2 separate regions of the Homo sapiens genome follow, and region 2 is linked to region 1. The links are chromatin loops, found by intact Hi-C in ENCODE. Cell type or tissue: gastrocnemius medialis. All regions are shown on one strand. Each heading gives the region's core, and the rest is flanking DNA. Links, peaks and the distances in the headings are about the cores only.

Region 1 (9,808 bases), core at 3,080-8,079:
CTGTTTTTGTACCATTACCATAGTGTTTTGATTACTATAGCCCTCTAGTATAATTTGAAGTCAGGTAGAGTGACATTTCCAGCTTTCTTTTTTTGCTTAGGATTGCCTTGCCTATTTGGGCTCTTTTTGTTTCCATAGGAACTTTAAAATTGTTTTTTTCTAGTTCTGCAAGGAATGTCATTGGTAGTTTAATAGGAATAGCATTGAATCTATAAATTGCTTTGGGCAGTTTGGCCATTTTAATGATGTTGATTCTTCCTATCCATGAGCATGGATTTTTTTTTGATTGTGTCATCTCTGATTTCTTTGAGCAGTGTTTTGTAGTTCTCCTTGTAGAGATCTTTTACCTCCCTTAGCTGTATTTCTAGGTTGTGTGTGTGTGTGTGTGTGTGTGTGTGGCAATTGTGAATGGGATTGCATTCCTGATTTGGCTCTCAACTTGACTGTTGTTGGTGTGTAGGAATGCTACTTATTTTTGCACATTGATTTTATATCCTGAGACTTTGCTGAAGTTGCTTATCAGCTGAAGGAGCTTTTGGACCAAGACTATGTTTGCAGACAACAGTTTAAAATTTTGTATTAGTTATCAGCATTTGCAAGTTGAAAGAAAAACAAAGCCATAGCAATACTGAAGCTACATTCTGACAAGGTAACATCAGCTGGCACTGTGGCTGCTCACCCTTGCAAGGGGCACATACAGTTCATTTCACACTTCACACTCCAGCTTACCTCCAGCTTACTTCAAGTCCTTGCTCTGCCGACTTCACTCATGGTAGGCATTAGACTGAGGAATAACCCAATGGTCACATGGCTAGGGCTAAAATGACCCTACCTGACCACTAACTCCTGGCATGCCTGAAATAGTTGATGTATCTTTGCTCCAGAGCAGAGCTTTGTATTTCTGAATGTTCACAGGTTGAAACTTTTTAAGGAGACGTGTAATAAATGACAGCTTACTGGTTAAGTTGTGATCTCCATAATATATGTTTCCTTTTGTTTAAAATCCCCTCTTATTCCTACCTCACTCTTTTCATTTAGCTCATCCTTCAAAACGTAGCTTGCCAGGAAAATCTCTCCTAGCCACCTAACCTGAGTTGGTTGCCTTTTTCCTACACTTTAGTAGAACCCTTCTTTTATCTTAGTTTTAATTATGGATTTTTTTCTCTCCTCAACAGGATTGGGAGTTTTATGAAAGCAGGTTACATGTTGAATTCACTTCATGTCCTATACACCTCGTATAGGTCTCCTATATGTCTAGAGTCAGGTATATAGGAGGCATTCAACACATATTTGTTGAGGGAATTAATGACTGAATGTCTCAATCTATAGATTGTATGTGATTTGCTTTCTATTACTCTGTCAGTATCAGTTTTGAGTTGAGTTGCAGTATATAGGTTGATAAGGTCTAACTTATTCCTTTAAATTGTCAACTTATTTATAGTTTGTACCAGAAAGTATGTTTTACTATGTTAAGTGTTGGAGAATAGGAAAAGCAAAGGAAGTTGAGGTCTAAACTTGTAAGTCTTGTGAATGGGCCATGGTTGTTAAAAGTCATCTATCTCTGCCTCCTTAGAAAAGCTATCAGGAACACAGCATCAGAATTTTTATTTAGCTACATATTCTCATGGGTGTCTGTACATCTAATTATCAAATAAATGACTCAGAATAAGATGGTGTTGGGGCTAGATGGAGTGGGAAGGAGAGGGTTGTAATTACTGAGTGAAGGCATGCTGATGTCATTAATATGTCTATTCAAGAAGTTAGTATTAATAAATTACAATGAAATGCAAGTGCAACCTAATGATTTGTCATTACCTTGAAACCTTGGTTAACAACATTGTTGGCATCATGATTACAGCCTACTTATTAACTGTATATACCCTTAAATGTACACTTTTAAATTTATTGCCACCCTGTGGTACCGTAGGAATATATTTGGTTATTGTCCCTGTTCCTGGCACAGAGCTCCTAAAACCCTTGGAATTTCCTGGGTAATAAGGATGATGCGAGGATCTTTTGTTCTAATGAAGCAGCTCTTGGCCCCTAGACAGCTGCTTCAGAATGGGGGCTGATTGCCAGAATATCTAAGCCTTGGTTAGAAGCTTGGAATTTTAGCCCTAACCCTCAGCCTCCAAGGAGGAGAGAGGGGTTGGAGATGAAATTTGTTTACCATTTCCCAATGATTTAATCAACCATGCCTATGTAATGAAACCTTCACAAAAACCCCCTAAACAATGGGGTTTAGGGAGCTTCCAGGATGGTGAACACCCAACGTACTGGGAGGGTGGTGCACCCCAGCTCCACGGGGACAGATGCTCCTGCACATTCCCTTCTGAATCTCACCTTATATACTTCTCCATCTGGCTGTTCATTTGTATCCTTTATAATAAACCAGTAAACATAAGCAAAGTGCCTTTTTAAGTTGTGTGAGCTTTCTAGCAAATTGTCAAACATGAGGAGGGGGTCAAAGGAACCCTGATTTACAGCTGGTTAGTCAGAAGTACTGGTGGCCCAAAACTTGCAAACAGCATTTGAAGTGGGGGCAGTCTTGTAGGACTGAACCCTTTGAATTATGGGATCTGATGCTAACTCCAGGTAGATAATGTCAGAAATTAATTGAATTGTTGGACAGTCAATTGATGTCAGAGAGCTGAAGAAGTGATGTTGGAAAAGATACCATATGTTTGTTGTCAGGAGGGAAAAAGCTTTCATGCCGTTTCACAAAATTCTCAAACCTGTCGGATTCTGTCGTTGATGATTAGCAATACTGATAAGTTACTTTAAGCAGTTCCTTCAAATCCATGTTTCAATTTGGTTTACCCTACTGCCTTTTATGCAAAAATATTAATTTGCTCTGCTAATATTGAAATCGTACTATGTACCAGGTTTTATCCTAGAGAATAATGGTGAGCAAAACCAGATATAAGTCTCTATTTTCATGAGTCTGCTAGTGGAAACAGATGCCCATCAAAAAATCACATATACAGATACATTTACAACTATGTTAAATACTATGGATGAGAGGTTTATGATGTTGTGATTGTTCTCAAAAGAAAGATCATGAAACACTTTCCTGAGGAAGCTGAAATCTGAAGAACCATAAAAGGTCAACTAAGTGAGAATATGGGAATGGGTAAACTTAGATCTTGCATCTTGCAAAGACTTCTGGGACTGGAGTTTCTTATCTTTACCCTCCTATCTCAGCACCCTCCTCTTGTAGATCCCCCCCCCACTCCCCCACACAATTTCACTTCTATTAAGAGCCTCTCAGAATATACTCAGAACAGCATCAGAGGAAAACATTAAATAAAGTTTTTTAACAGATAATAGTATTAGATGTTCAATAAAGAAAGGCTCCTAGCTTCTTATAATTGAGTGCTGGTGTCCTAATCAGCTTCCTCCTCAAATCCTACACTGATGCCCAACTGGGTGTAACTGGTGTTCACCCAGTGAGGGCCTCAGTGATTATGAAAATAAGAGAGCTATGAGCCAAGACTGGTGGACCACAGTGGAGCAACTTACTTTGCTGACTGGAGTACAGCATGTCTTCACAGAGATTTAAAATAGGTTTTGGAGGGTAGAATAGGAGGGAGGACTTCCAGGAGAAGGAAACAGCACCCACAAAAACACAGACGAGTGAAAGAACACCATGTTTTTGCAGGAATGGCAGGTAGTTTAGACTTCTTTTAAGTAAGTCAGGAAAACATCCTGATAAAATAGTGAAATTAAATCAGTTTTTAGAAAAATAAAGAACTAAAGTTTAGTAAATGTGAAAAGTCCCACAAATAGAACTCCTTATTCCTTTAAAATCACGGATACAAAAGTTGTTCCTACACATATTAATCTGAACATCTGCAATTGTCATAGGTTCCAAAAACTTTAGTTTAATTCTCCAGAATCTCCTAATATCTTATTTAAAGTCATTCTCCTTTTTTTTTTTTTTTTTTTTGAGACGGAGTCCAGCTCTGTCGCCCAGGCTGGAGTTCAGTGGCGCCATCTCAGCTCACTGCAACCTCTGCCTCCCGGGTTCACACCATTCTCCTGCCTCAGCCTCCGGAGTAGCTGGGACTACAGGCGCCCGCCATTACGCCTGGCTAATTTTTTGTATTTTTAGTAGAGAGAGGGTTTCACTGTGTTAGCCAGGATGGTCTCGATCTCCTGACCTTGTGATCCACCCGCCTCAGCCTCCCAAAGTGCATTCTCCTTTTTGATTGGCATCACCTGCTGCCTTTCTCCTTTCTCACTGTATTTAGAGCAATCTTTGCCAAATGATTTTTGTGTCTTTCCAGACCATGATGTGGTTGACTAAGAATTTGTTTAAGCCTAACTATTTTTCAGTTCTTCATTTGACTCAAAAAGTAGTTTGTTGTAGAATAGAAGCTTCCCCTTGAAACAGCATATGGCAAGACCTGGAATTAAAAATAGACTTAACCACTGAAAAATTCTTCCATAAAATTAAATTAAATACGTAGTACAATTCTCTTTTACCATGTTATCCTCAATGGATAAAGATGAACTTTTCTCCTTATTAAAATTGAGAATGTTGCAGAATATTTCCATTATGTGCGAAGAAAAGAGGAACTGGCACTTATTAGCACACATAGTATGCCAGTCTCTGTGACAGGTGCAATCTGAGCGCCATCCTACCACTATGCTTGAATAGAGAGATGGTCATACAATGTCAACATGGTAATAAACTTCAGAGGTCATATAACCCACTGCTTTGGTTCTTTAGAGAAAACGCTGAGGCCCAGAGAGTAGGTTAGTGATCATTCAGTTCATTAAAAACCAAATGGGACTTGAGCTGAGTTTTCTGACACTTAGTCAGTGTTCTTTCTATAACATACTGGTATTCTCAGGAGAGAATTCGTCATGACTTATAGTTACATAGTCACCATTCTTTCCTGTATCTCTGTCTGCCCCATCTCTTTCTTCTATTTCTTCCTTTCTTTGTATTTTTTCATCTTTAACAGTAATGTTTTCTCTATTCTTAGAAAATTGGGTGTTTGAAAACAGCCCTCAACAACTTAATTCAACTTTTATCTAATGATTATTAACTGAATACTGCATCTTAGACACCGTGCTGGGTAATTGGTTGGATACAGTAAGATAATATATACAGATATAACTAAAATACAAGGCAGTGTATGATAAGAACTTTGTAAATAAGTTTTACAGGATTTCAGAGGTAGGTGTGGGGAAAGTGGCCAGTGAACTGGGCTTTTAAAGAATGGAAAAGGTTTTCATAAGGATAAGGGCTGAAGGTAGGACAATAATTTTACACAAATTGAAGAGCAGTAATAAGGATACAGAAGAAGGGAGCAACGCAAGTTGGAGAGATGTCAAGTAGAATTGTATGAGTAACAAACTGTCTTACAGGAGAAAATGGAGGACAAGGCTGAGAAACAGGCTGTTTTATTTCTGCAGCAGGGCAAGGGATCCTTCCCCTTATCAAGGCTAGAATACAAAGAAGGTGGAAGCCCCTATGACAGTCAGCTGTCATAGAAGTTGTAGATAGGTCACCTAGAGGCAGCACTGGAAACCAGCGAAAGTCAGCAATCCAGGTGACAAAAGTATCAACGAACTGGTACGAAAGCTACTACCAACTGGTACAAAAAGAACCACAGTCCAAGGAGACGCTTACTAGCACACGCCTACCTCCAGGGGGTGCTCAAGGCTTCCGTCCTTCCTTCCAAAGAAAAAAGATCTCTGAAGAGACTCCAGGACAAAATGGGGATTTCAGATATAGATGGAGGTTTTAGAGAAATGATTCTGCAGGGGATTCTGTTGAAGGAATAAAGTGGTTATAAACAGAAGTGGGCTGAGAGACTTTCCCCGTCAGTGACCTCTGGCGACTCGGCTTTTGTTAACTCTTGTAATGCTTTCATCTTTTCATCTCTTCACTGCCTTGGGATTGGTGTCTGGGACGTTCTCAAGTCAGGAGGGCAAAAGTAACCTCAGGGAGTCCACTTTGTTCAGTCCAGCTGCTGAGGCAAGAGATCTGATAGGGTTTGGAGCCCAGCATGAACTGGCAGCAAAGCATAGGCGTTTGTCCAGCGTCCTCTGTGTATGTGTTGGATGAGAAGCTTGTGCAGTCACATGCAGGATTCAGAATCCTGGCAGATTCTGAATCCACCTCCTAATTGTACAAGATTGGCATCTGGTGTGGTCTCGCAAGGGACTAAGATTTAGGAGGAAGGAAATTCATAGCAGGATTCTTGCTGCGAGGAAATCTTACCCAAACCTTTAATTAGTGATTACCAACAGGCAGAGATGGATAACTATTTCTAAAGAAAATGTACTCTTGAGAGGCTGAGACTACAAAGGCACATAGCTGCATATTTGTGAGGCTCCATCCCTTATGGTGGGAACAGAATCTGGCCTCGCCAGGAGTCACTTTTGGGACTAGAACATCCTGCCAGCAGAAGTCTGGAATTTGGAGAAATGCAAAGCCAATTGTGAGGTAGATACCTTCTCTACAAAGTAAAGATTGTGTTCTTGGACAGAGCCAGCCCTCATTTAATTTAGGAGTGAGAAGGTGGAAATGCGAGAAGCAATGGCTTGAATCTAGGATCCTGGAGAGGTGTTTAATCCGTAGGAATGAAGCAGACCTGTGAATGACATAGGGAAGAAGGGTGCCAATATCATAAATTGTTAGTTTTGTTAGTTTTAGTCCACGGTGGTGTTCAGACACAACTGTCTGGGAGGGAAGGCAGCCTGCACAGGTGTTGAACTTACCCTAGCATGTGGGTGTCAGAATGTCACAATTAAATCTTATTTTTTCTTTATACATTCAGAGAGCATTTAAAAAATTCTATTCTATGGTTCCAGTTATAGGAGTCACATTATTATTCTAGCATGCCATCTGATATTAAAATAATTTAATATGAAGGCCTATGGGTTCTAACACAATAACTTCTTATCCTATCATTTACATACTTCTAATTTCTAATATCTCCTATTTTATTCTATTTATTTATTATTTAAAGGCAGGGTCTTGCTCTGTCACACAGGCTGGAGTACAGTAGCTACGATCATGGCTCACTGCAGCCTCGACCTCCCAGGCTCAAGTGATCCTTCCACTTCAGTCTCCCAAGTAGCTGGCACTGTGGTTGCATGCCACAAGTCCAGCTAATTTTTTTAAAATAATTTTTTTGTAGAGATGGAGTCTCACTATGTTGTCTGGGCTGGTCTCAGACTTCTGAGATCAAGTGATCCTCCTGCCTCAGCCTCCCAAAGTGCTAGGAGTACAGGCATAAGCCACTATGCCTGGCCTCTCTTATTTTTAAAAATAATACTTATCTTTTTATCTCATTATAAAATTTATGAGTAATTGATGCAGAAAATTTGAAAACACCAGAAATACAATGTAAAACAAAAATTAGTCATAATTCTACAACTCAAAGGTAAGCACTATTAACTTTTTTTAAAATTTTTCTTTGAGATAAGGTCTGGCTCTGTTGCCCAGGCTGCAGTACCATGGCATAATCGTGGCTTGCTGCAGCCTCAACCTCCCAGGATCAAACGATCCTCCCACCTCAGCCTCCTGAGTAACTGAAACTACAGGCACACACCACCATGCCTGGCTAAATTTTTAAATTTTTTGTAGAGACAAGGTATCCCTGTGTTGCCCTAGCTGGTCTTGAACTCCTGGGCTCAAGCAATCCTCCTGCCTCAGCCTCCCAAGGTGTTAGGATTACAGGCGTGAGCCACCAGGCCCGGCTACTATTAACATTTTGATGCATGCACTTTCACTATTTTTTACTTTATGTGTGTGTATATTTTAAAACAAAAATCATCAAAATTTACATTGTTTTGTAGCTTTTTTTTTCATTTAGTGATTACGGAACTATTTCAATGTCAATAAATGATCTACATTACAATTTTTTCCCCTATAATACTTCTTATTATACAAGTATTAACTGTGCATTGCTTTGAGCTTAGAAAATGGAGAAAAATTGTACAGAAAGAAATAACTCATCCAGAGATTAATTGCTTTCAATATAGTCGTCTATTTCTTGGAAGATTTTCCCCCATCCCTTCTTACTATTAGTCCACAGATCCTCCAGCTCAGCCAATGATAGCAGCTGTAGTCAGCTGGGTAATGGCCATTCAAAGATATCCTTGGAACTTGCAAATGTTGCCTTATTTGGGAAAAAGGTCTTCGCACATGTGATTATGTTTAAGGATCTTTCAAAGGCACCAACCCAGAAGTTGGTTTCATTTCCTGGAAAAAAACTTGATAGCTAGGGTTAATATATTGGATCCGGAGATGAAAAGGGCATCTATACCAAGGGAACTGACGTGCAGATTTTGGACTTCCTGTAGGTTAAGAGTTTGAATGTTCTGCATGTAGGCTGTGAGTTTCAAACTTTTTAAGTAGCTGAAAACTCAATTGAGGATGCGTCTGAGGTGGCACAAGTAGAAGCAGAATCCACAGCTGAGGTCCAAGTCAAGCGCTAGAGGCAAAAATGGATCAGAGGCACCTGGTGGAGGCTGTAGACAGAAGCCCCAGTAGAAAGACTTCTGACCTCATCATCAGCCATAAGCAAGGTGAAGGGCATTCAAAAGAAAGGGACTTTGGTGGCACAGGGAATTTTCAGTTTCCATGGTTCATCTACTGATTTAATGCATTATTGATTATATGCTACTAATTAACCTCTTTTTTTTCTTTTTGCCCACTCCAGAGTGCTAAGGAGGTCCGATTAACCTCTTTAATAACCTTGGTTTTTTGGTTTTTTTGGTTTTGAGATGGAGTCTCGCTCTGTCACCCAGGCTAGAGTACAGTGGTGCAATCTCAGCTCATTGCAACCTCCACCTTCCAGGTTCAAACGATTCTCCTGCCTCTGCCTCCCAAGTAGCTGGGATTACAGGCACCTGCCACCATGCCCGGCTAATTTTTGTATTTTTTAGTAGAGATGGGGTTTCACCATGTTGGCCAGGCTGGTCTCGAACTCCTGACCTCAGGTGATCTGCCCACCTCAGCCTCCCAAATTGCTGGGATTATAGGCATGAGCCACTGCACCTGGCCAAATAACCTTGTTTTAAATGGCCTAGTATGGGGTTGAGCCACAACCACCTCTCTCAGTGATTCTCAGGAGTCTGGAGGGGAAACCAGTAGGGGTGATCATCTTTAATAGTGACTAGAGGACCTTACAGAAAAAGTATGCCAAACATAACTGCTCCATGTGTGAATCTGTCATTCTGGCTAATTTGGGAGATTGCAGGGGTGGTCCTCCAAAAGAACAGAACATTTTGGAGGGTTTGAGTAGATGAACATGAAATGTTGGGTGTGGGTGGGGACAGTCACTTCAGCCTGCTCTACCCACCCAAAGCAACCAGACTGGAAGATCAAGCTCTTAGTTCAGAGATGACTGGGCTGGATTTCCCCAGCCACACCACAAGGGGAGTCCCAAGGAAGAGGAAACAGGGAAACATTGTGGGTGACACTGAGGCTTTCTCCCAGTCCTCCCACTGCTCTGGGCATTTCCTCCAGAGAGGCCCTGCTCCAACAGTGAGCACTGTGGGCTGTGCACCTGCTGCCCTCAATGGGGTTTAGCTATCTTCTGATTGAGATGGAGAAAGGTTGGATGACGAAGTGAAGGGGAGGGGGTTGTGCTGGAGCAGTGATGAGCCTCACGTCGGGACATTCCAGCCACAGAGTTAAGAGGATGGAAGAGGAAAGCCAGTGGGAGAGAAAAGGAGAGAGCATGAGATCCAGAGTTCGGGCACGGCTTAGAAATTTAATCTAACGTTAGATGCCAGAGCAAGGAGGAAGAAGGGACCTCTCATTCACCAGTCTCTTCCC
Region 2 (9,808 bases), core at 2,957-7,956, 620 kb after region 1:
GGAGACCCCATCACTAACAAAAATAATTACACATAAACTTAACTAAATTATATTAAAAAGTAATAAATACTCAACAGTCATCAATTCTTAATTATTTTTCATTTTCATACCATCTCTGCTCTTGAGTTATTTACATTGATTGTATTTGTGCGGTGGATAAGCTACATAATGGTATGCTGCTGTGCATCTTTTCTCAGATCCATGTTCAGAGACATCATGTTGGTACCTTGAAATTGGCCATGGTGGGAATATTTAGACTTTGGAAATTGCAAATGCTACAAATTTGGGCTTGATTTATTGTTTTGCTGATAAGAAAGTGATAAAGTAAATACTAATAATTTAAGCGCAAGTTAAAAGCATTTTGTGTCTGTTGCTGTTACATTGATATTAGTACAGAAATTGAGGAAATATTTGTCCACTATTCAAAAATTATTATCTGATTCAGTAAACAAATAACATAATTGAGTGAGGTTTTCACAAAAACTATCTTTGTTGTTTTATTTTCATTTTATTAATATGACAACATAATCAAACCACATATATGTTGGAACTACTCATTCATCAGTTATAACCCTAAGTTGGCTATGAATACAAGAATTTGGTAAAAACCAATAAAAATATTATTGAGAATCAACTGACTAATGGAATTTACAATTAAAGGTTGTATATCTTATTATTATTTGTAGACTGGTTGCTATACATCCTTGTGTCAGTAAAATTATAACAAACTCATGTGCGTGTAGGTGCCCATGTTTTCCTTTTTATCTGAACTAGTTTTTAAGTATTTACCAGCACACCTGTGTGGAAGCCTAGTGAAAAAAGTGTTTTCAAGAGTGTGACAATATCAAATGATGCTTATGGGCCAAATGAAATGATTGATAATTGACTGCTGGATTTAGTAATGATGGGATGATTGAGTGGAAAAGAAAGCAATTGATAATGGAACAATTTCCTTGAGTAAGCAAGAGAGGATATATTCCAGTGCTCAAGAGAGGAGTTGACCTTAGAAACAAATTCTTTATTCATAGTAATATAAGGGAAGGCAGACTATGTGGGTGCAGTTACAGGTAAGTCAGTAGATGTTATGTTAGGAGCTTGTGGAATCTGCCTTCTGATTTTCCATGTAATAGGAAGTAATACCATCAGCTGAGAATGGCCATGAGGAAGAAGAGTTGGAAGGTTCAAGAGAAAGGAGGAAATAGAAAATAAATATAAGCTATTGTTATTATAATTGGTATTTAGGCTTTTTTGAAAGTGATAGATTGGAAGGGAAGGAGGGCTTTTAAATTCAAAGACAATTATCACCTAAACACAAAGGTTGTATAACTCTAGTGACTTTTTCAAGGATGTTTTGTCTTGTGAAGGATGAAGACATTATTCAAGAAGTCATAAAATAATAAGATATGGGTTTAAGACTGCCGACAAATTCGTATAGGCAAAGTGGTTTAGAAGAAGACGGAATGATGATTAATTTTAACCATCAGAGATGGCTTTATGGAAGAGAGAGCATTTGAGTTAGATCTGAATGAAGAGAAAGTAGGTGTTCAGTTGACTTACTTGATTATTTTCTGTGTGCTGGATATTGTGCTAGGGATTGTGCATATATTGTCTAATCATAACACCTGTGAGGAAACTGAAGCTCAGAGAGGTTAAGGAACGTGTTAAAGGTCACACACAGCTAGTAAGTAAGATCTGGGTCATACCTAGATTTGCCTGACAAGAACCCCTTTTCAAGATAGCACGCTGATTCTAGGGAGTATATACAGTGGTATAGGGGAAGAAATACCAGCACAGAGAACAGTAGGAGCAAAGAAAAGTACAGAGGTGAGAAAAAGTAGAGAGAGAGAGAGAGAGAGAAAGAGAGAGGTGGGGGAGAGAGCAAGTGTGCACGTGCATGCGTGTGTGTATGTATGTGGGTGTCTGCGCATGCATGCGTGTAGAGGAAAATGGAAGGGAAAAGTGAGTAATCCAGTATGACTTAGGCACTGTATGTGTGTTTGGAGAGTGTGGACTATATAGTGGGAAATAAGGCTGAAAATATTTGATCATGGGAGGGAGGCCTCAAGGGTCATGTTAAGGAAGTTGGATATTATTTTGCAGGAAGTCATCAATTTTAAGGTCAGTGTCTCTGACAAGAGAGAGTTATATCTAACTTGAACATCGTGGCCAGGATTGAATTCTTTGTTTTGTTTTACAGTTAGGGATTCTTTTGGAAGACAAGACTATAGAAATAAAACTGGATTGTTGAAATTGGCCATTGAGTATAATTATTTTCATATGGTAGTTTATAGAAATTATGATTATTTTATTAAGTTATTTCATGTCATTAAGTTAGGAACACAATTATAGAATAGTTTAATGTTAGTTTTCTATTTTGCTAAGACCATAAAATATAATAATAATATCATGTTTTTCAGATACTGACCGAGCTTTATCATTACTGGAAGAATACTGCAAAAAATTAAGGAAACCAGAGGAGCAGCTGTTGAAAAATGCGGTTAAAAAGGTGATGGGTATCTTTAAGAGCAGCTTATTCCAAGCTTTGCTAGGTATGTATTATGAAAGTTATTCATCATTTTAATGGTCAGAATTGGGCTTGATAGTTTGAATAATGTGGTCAAAGAACCTGATGTTAACCAAGTTTCAAACTGGGATAATTTTCTTTAATACTGGAAGGGAAGATTTGTTTTGTTTTATTTTGTTTTTTGTTTTCCTTTTCCTTATATAAGGTTAACCTAGAAAGGAATTGTTTGAAAATATAAATAAAAAGAGGTTATTGAAAGATATAAATATTGAAAGAATGTTTCATAAAGGAAGAAAAGTTTACACAGAAGAAAACCCTGAGTAGTGTGTTATAAAACATTGAGGACAAATATGCTAAAGAAGGAAGTTGTCTTCCTTCAGGGAAGGAATTGTGTAACATAAAAATGATGGTTCACATTCTACTCAGAATCAAAGTTACACTTTTACTCTCTTCTTAAAACAAAAATAAAAACATCTTTTCATCTTTCTTGCTTGTCTTAGGAAAGTTTATGATCCAGAATTGAAAAGTTTATTGATGAAAATCTCAGTGCTTTGGAATTCTTAGCAATTTGTCATGAAGCTAACCATATAATGTTTAAACTTATGTTTATTCTCCTATTTATTAAAGATTGTAAAGAAAATTAAGGATATGGTTTATTTATATATTTTTTTTTATATACATCTCTTATATTTGTGCAAATAGCTTTTAATTCTTTTTTATATTTTAGGAAGTAAAATAAATTAACAAAATATATAAATAAACAAATACTTTTCCCAAAAAAACAACCAACTAACTAAACAATGAAAAACCCACTCAATTATACAATATATTTTGCCAGATTTAAATAAATAACTGATTTTAAATAATTTTAAAGAAATAACTGAGTCTCCTAGATATTTTCATTGCTTTTTCATGCTGGTTATTATTGATATAAAATCAAAAAATAGGAACTTATAAGGCTTAATTATGAAAATACTTTGTTTTCATTATAAATATCTGTACTTTTTGATAAAAACTCCAACTTTATAGTTTGAATGTAATTTTAAAAATTATTCAATTTTGAAAATTTGAAAATCGGTCTATTGAATAAAAATAGAAGTGTAAAGCTTTACAGGATTATTTTGCCTGTGGATTAACTTTTAAAAAATATTTTATTGTGGCTAGCAAGAATTAATGACATAACTGTAATCATCTTAGCTGGTATTAAATAAAAACTCTAAATGGAGTCCTACAGAATTTGAATAAACCTTATATTCAGCAAAGATAATATTTTTGAGAACATTTTTAAACATCAAATTTTTGATAAAATTAATATTTATTAATAGTTGATAATTAGTAAAGGTCATTAACTAAATGGCAATGTATCTTAACAGACTTGTATGATGTGTTTACTTAAGACTGGCTAAGTCTTTTGAGAATTTGCATTTTTGAGAACTTGATTTAGAAAGGGTATTGTTGGATAATTTAGATAACTCTACTATATTTTTAATAATATAATCATTTGATAATGTAACACCATTACCCAGGGAATACAAAGACAAATGAGTGACAATTGTATTTTGCCATTATTTTAAGTGAATGATAAATATCTTGGCTTAACGCCAATAATGTAGTTTGAATTTCTCTAGTAAAATTAGAGGCAACAATAATCTGTAAAAAGCTGTTATGTAAGTAATCCCAGTGCCCAGCTTTGAATGGATAGATTTACTTCAGCTGGTCGTTAAAAGTCATTTTAGGATAAACCAGAGTGCAAACAAGAGAGCAACATTATACAACAAAACATAATTTTCTTTTGAATTCAATGTGGGCACCTATGTACTGATTAGTAATCTATTATTATTGAATGTTTGGGCGGTCTTACTGTGCATTTTCTTTAAGGACACAAAAGAAGAAAAGCCATGTAGACTTGTGCATCCTAGAGAAGATTTATATCTTTGTAAAGGATAGGTAGGGAGCCATTGAAATATAGCGCATTGTTATGGTCTATAATTTGCATTCTGTTTGAACCAACTCCCCCACCCCATCCTACCCTTTTTTTTCCTGTTACAAGTAGTGCAAGATAGTGGTTTCACCCATTATTCTGGCCAATACATAGCCAACACATTGAAATAGTACCTCGCACGACTCTCATTAGCTGTAGAAATAGAAGAGAATCATAATGTAGAAAACACAAATGGATAATAAAATACCATTACTGCAGAACATGCTGTAATATTTACATGTGACAAGGAAGCCAGTCCCTCTCTCTACAGATGAAAATCATCACTCTATTTTATTTTGTTTTATTTATTTTTGAGATGGAGTCTCGCTCTGTCGCTCAGGCTGGAGTGCAGTGGCACAATCTGGGCTCACTGCAGCCTCTGCCTCCCGGTTCAAGCAGTTCTCCTTCCTCAGCCTCCTGAGTAGCTGGGATTACAGGTGCGTGCTGCCACACCTGGCTAATTTTTTGTATTTTTTGTAGAGATGGGATTTCACCATGTTGACCAAGATGGTCTTGATTTCCTGACCTCATGATCCACCCACCTCAGCCTCCCAAAGTGCTGGGATTACATGCGTCAATCACTGCACCTGACCCTTATTTTTCAATTCTTAGTAGCGATGGGGTCTCGCTATGTTTCCCAGGCTGGTCTTGAACTCCTGGGCTCAAGTGATCCTCCCACCTCAACCTCCCAAAGTATTTGGATTATAGGCTTGAGCCACTGCCCCCAGCTGAAAAGCATCACCATAAAATGAATAATGTCTTCCTTTTGTGGTCCTTCATCATATGCTTAAAAAAATACTAGCATGTTTTAAATGGTATCTTCTTTGAGGAATTCTGTGTACATAACTGTGACTGGTATTTTGTAACATAACTTTGATTATAAAAGTAACATTTATTAATTTTTAATATTTTTGAAAATAAAGTAAAATCATATAAAATTCAATGGTTAAATACATTGCTTTTATGGTAAGTAACAAGATACCTGATAAGCATGGAGAATGAACTGTTTGATTAACTTTCTTCCTCCTTTCTTCTAGAGTCCCTGTATTATTTATTTTGATTTTTTATTTGCCAATAACTGAGAGTAGAAAAAGTCACTTTAATTTTTTGAAAGACAGCAATTGGTGTTCATTAGTGTGCCCAAACCAAATGCAAAAAATAAAAAAAACCCTGAAACAGCAATATGCTAGATGCTGCACATTTAGATGCTAGGCTTAGGGTGACATCTTGTGGTAATACTAAGGAAACATTTATCCAAATGAATAAAGTTTTAAGATGATTACAGCATCAACACTTTCCAGAATTTGAATATAAGAGAATTGGAATTCCATAATATTTTATGATTAATTTATGTCTCTTTGTTTAGAATAGCTAAATAAAATAATAATAATCAGTGTTCATTAATATTCCAAAACAAAACAAACCTAAAATGGCAATATACTAGAAGCTGCACATTTAGATGGAATTGGAATTCTGTGATATTTTACAAATTAATTTAGAATATGTAAATCTCTTTTATTTAGAATATATAAAACATTAAGATTTTCAAGGCACTTTTATTAGGTTATTTATTCTTCAGTTCTTCAGTTAGGTGATAAAGAAGCAAGATTTATCTTTTTTTTTTTTTTTTTTTTTTGAGACAGAGTCTCACTCTGTTGCCCAGGCTGGAGTGCAGTGGTGCGATATCGGCTCACTGCAACTTCTGCCTCCTGGTTCAAGCGATTCTCCTGCCTCAGCCTCCCGAGTAGCTGGGATTACAGGCATGCACCACCACTCCTGGCTAATTTTTTTATTTTTGGTAGAGACGGGCTTTAACCATGTTGGTCAGACTGGTCTCGAACTCCTGACCTTGTGATCTGCTGGCCTTGGCTTCCGAAAGTGCTGGGATTACAGGCATGCACCACCGTGCCCGGCCTTGAATCATTTTTAAAAATTATTTTTGTACTTCTAAATTGACTTTTAATTTTTAAACAACTATATTACCACCATAATTGTTTTTGAAGACTTTAAATAAATAATATTATGGGTTAGTTAAATTTTAGATATGTAACACAAATGTTTTTTGTAACTTATTGAAAATTATGTGTTATTCTTTAGTCATTACTTATAAAGTATGGAAATAACTATAGATATATTTCACAGATTTCAACCCCTTCTAAAATCATATTAGTCTTGTTTATCTAACTTATTGCCTTATATTTCTTCCCAGTGTGTGAGGGGGAATTTTTTGGAGAGGAATTAGAGGGAAATTAGAGGAGAACAAGCGGTAAATGATACTTTAAAAAAACTCTACCAGTGGCAAAATCTTAGAAAAGGGCTTATCTTGTTTAATGGAGGCAGTTAAACCTTACATGTTAGACTTTGTGTTAGAATAGAGTACATTTCATTTCCATAAATCTTAACAGAGAACCTTGTGGATTTTGGAGATTACTAGCAATAGGGGTGATACAGCAGATGTATTACATATTGGGATTTATCATCTCTTTGTTGAAGCCTTCTAACACATTCCTACTTGCTGGCAGCTTTAACTAGCCCTTTCATTGTATCTCATAGCATTTTTTTCATATTACTAAAAAGCATTTATCACATTGCCTTATGGTAAATCGAATATACTTCTGCCCCTTTTTATATCCCCATAATGTGGACCTTTAATAATTATAATAGACTTTTAATAAATTTTTATTCATTTATCAACACTTCTTTTAAAAATACCAGTTATGTGTTGGACATTGTGCTATGCAATAGGGATACAACAGTAAGCTATAGAGGACAGTCAATACCCTTATGGACAAGTAGGGGAAAAGAGACATTAAACACACAATTAATTATTATTCAATTATAATGATGGTAAGGTCTATAAAATAAATATGTATAAGAGTTTTAGTTTGAGTAAAAAAAACCCTACATATTTTCCTAATAGTAATTCGAATGTAGTAATTTTATTTCAAAATAACATCTCTTTGAATATATCACGGCTATTTTGGTCTTAATTATTAATCATAATGTGTATTTTTTGCCATCTGATCATAAGGAAGTGAAGGATTATTTAAATAGTGGGTGTGAAGGCCCCTACAGTTGTGTGAATTTGGAGCAACTTGGCTGTATTTATTATTCTTTTAGTTTATTTATATCTTTTTTTGTTAACCCATTTAAAGATTAATGGTGAAACAACCTGGCTGTAATCTTCAAAAAGAGAGATTCTCAAGATGTGGTTCTTGGACCTCAGCACTAGTCACCTGTGAACTTGGTTAGAATTGCAAATTCTTGGTTCTCACCCTAGACCTACTGACTGAATAAGAAACTCTGGAAGTAGGGCTCAGCAAATGGTACTTTACTAATCCTTTCAGGTGATTCTGAGGCATGTTAAAATTTGAAAACCTATGTTCTAAATGGTTAGGTATTTGGCCATTCAGGGAAAGTAATATATTAACAGTGTGTGAATATTATTACTAAACTTGGGAGAATATGACAGTGGCATTTTTTCCTTCTTGTGTTTTATAGGATCTGATTTAATCTGTAACGACTATAATGAGCCATTATCATTCTGGGACATATCTTGAGTACTTTGTAATCCATAAACTCACAATTATCATTATGGTGTCCAATTTTCTTTTTAAAATATAGTAGCATATCTTTTTATTTTTAATTTTCTTTTTATTTTCCTTCCTTCCCTCCCTCCCTCCTTTCTTTCCTTCCGTCCTTCCTTCCTTCTTTTTTCTTTTCTTTTCTTTTTTTTTCTTTTCTTTCTTTTTTCTCAGTCTTGTCTGTTGCCCAAGCTAGAGTGCAGTGGTGCAGTCTCAGCTCACTGCAACCTCTGCTTTCTGGGGTCAAGCAATCCTCCCACCTCAGCCTCCCTGGTACCTGGGACTACTGGTATGCGCAGTCATGCCTGGCTAATTTTTGAATTTTTTTTGCGGAAAGGAGACTTCACCATTTTGCCCAGGCTGGTGTTGAACTCCTGGGCTCAAGTGATTCTCCCACCTTGGCATTCCAAAGTGCTGGGGTTACAGGCATGAGGCACCACACCCAGCCTTACAATAGAATATCTAAAACATTTAAGGGATTTTTTTCTCTTTGGATAATTAATGATAGTTTCTATTTATGTTACAAGATAGTTTCTACTTATGTTACAATAATTATTCTATGGATAGAATTCTGTTACAATAAGTATCTCTATGGATAAAGCTACATTGATATGTTGTTGCTGGCCCATGTGAGAGAGGCATTTCCTAGGTAATGCTTGCTGCCACTCACAATCTCAAAGCATGTGCTTCAGTTGAAACAAACAAATTACATATCATGGATCTTTAAATAAGTCTTGACTGTTCAAAACAGTGAAGGTGAAATTCTTAGTTGCTAAGGTCTATTATGTTTCTACTTATTTGTTTACAATACTTATTTAAATAAAAAGAGTACAAGTGTTTTAGTTATTGCAATTGAATAATAATAGTTATCAAAGTATTTATGAAGTGTTTACTTATTTACATAGACTTATGCAGATGGATGCTATTAAGACCAAATGCCTACACTTAAGGAGCTTAAGGTCAATTAAGAAAGTAATATTTATGTACATGAAAAACAATACAAAACATCATATAGTGGAGGACTAAATTTTTGGGGCTAGACTAAAATGGCATAGGAGAAGCATGGGCTTATTGTACATTGTTGTTGCTAGAGAAGGTTTTATATAAAATGTAAACTTGAGCTGAGCCTTGTTATTAATAGGATTTGCATTAGAAGAGAGAGTAGAGAAGGATGTTTTCACCATCCATTTACACATTAATTCGTTCACAGGATATTTATTGAACACTTTGCCAAACGCTATGATACACACTGGGGAGACAAGCATTAAACAAAATTTCGTCAAGAGTTTATATACAAAGAAGAAGTAGAGTTGGCTATGAATGAGAGGCTTAACCTTAACAGTAGAAACAGGGACAGCTTTCTCCTTCTTTTTTTGAGATGAAGTCTAGCTCTGTCACCCAGGCTGGAGTGCAGTGGCTTGATCTTTGGCTCACTGCAACCTCCACCTCCCATTCAAGGGATTCTTCTGCCTCAGCCTCCTGAGTAACTGGGACTACAGGCATGTGCCACCACGCCCAGCTAATTTTTGTATTTTTTTTTAGTAGAGACGGGGTTTCACCATGTTGACCAGGCTGGTCTTGAACTCCTGAGCTTGTGATTTGCCTGCCTTGGCCTCCCAAAGCGCTGGGATTACAGGCGTGAGCCACCACACCTGGTCGACAGCTTTCTTAAGGAAGTGACATTTTGAAGTGTTGAAAATTATACACATTGATGTACGT

Evidence for each region. Peaks named below come from ENCODE experiments on the same cell type or tissue, not always from the same donor. Only the 100,000 strongest peaks of a DNase experiment are listed, where the experiment ranks them.
Region 2: it touches region 1 in a loop (4-fold over the local background); 17 of 110 quality-filtered maps call a loop at or near these places.

Annotation. Positions count from the first base shown.
Region 1 is chr11:86,214,511-86,224,318 of GRCh38, reverse strand. No RefSeq gene overlaps it. Among named protein-coding and RNA genes, the nearest start is that of EED, 25 kb to the left of the region's middle. RefSeq lists an enhancer at 9,336-9,425. In gastrocnemius medialis, for the core only: a CTCF peak has its summit at 5,661 (motif pointing right); a DNase peak (open chromatin) is centred at 5,648; H3K4me3 peaks cover 752 bases.
Region 2 is chr11:85,591,398-85,601,205 of GRCh38, reverse strand. DLG2 (discs large MAGUK scaffold protein 2) reads left to right here. Exons shown (of 28, transcript NM_001142699.3): 3 at 2,418-2,549. The coding sequence starts at 2,510. Among named protein-coding and RNA genes, the nearest start is that of DLG2, 31 kb to the left of the region's middle. In gastrocnemius medialis, for the core only: a CTCF peak has its summit at 5,715 (motif pointing left); no DNase peak of the experiment used is centred there.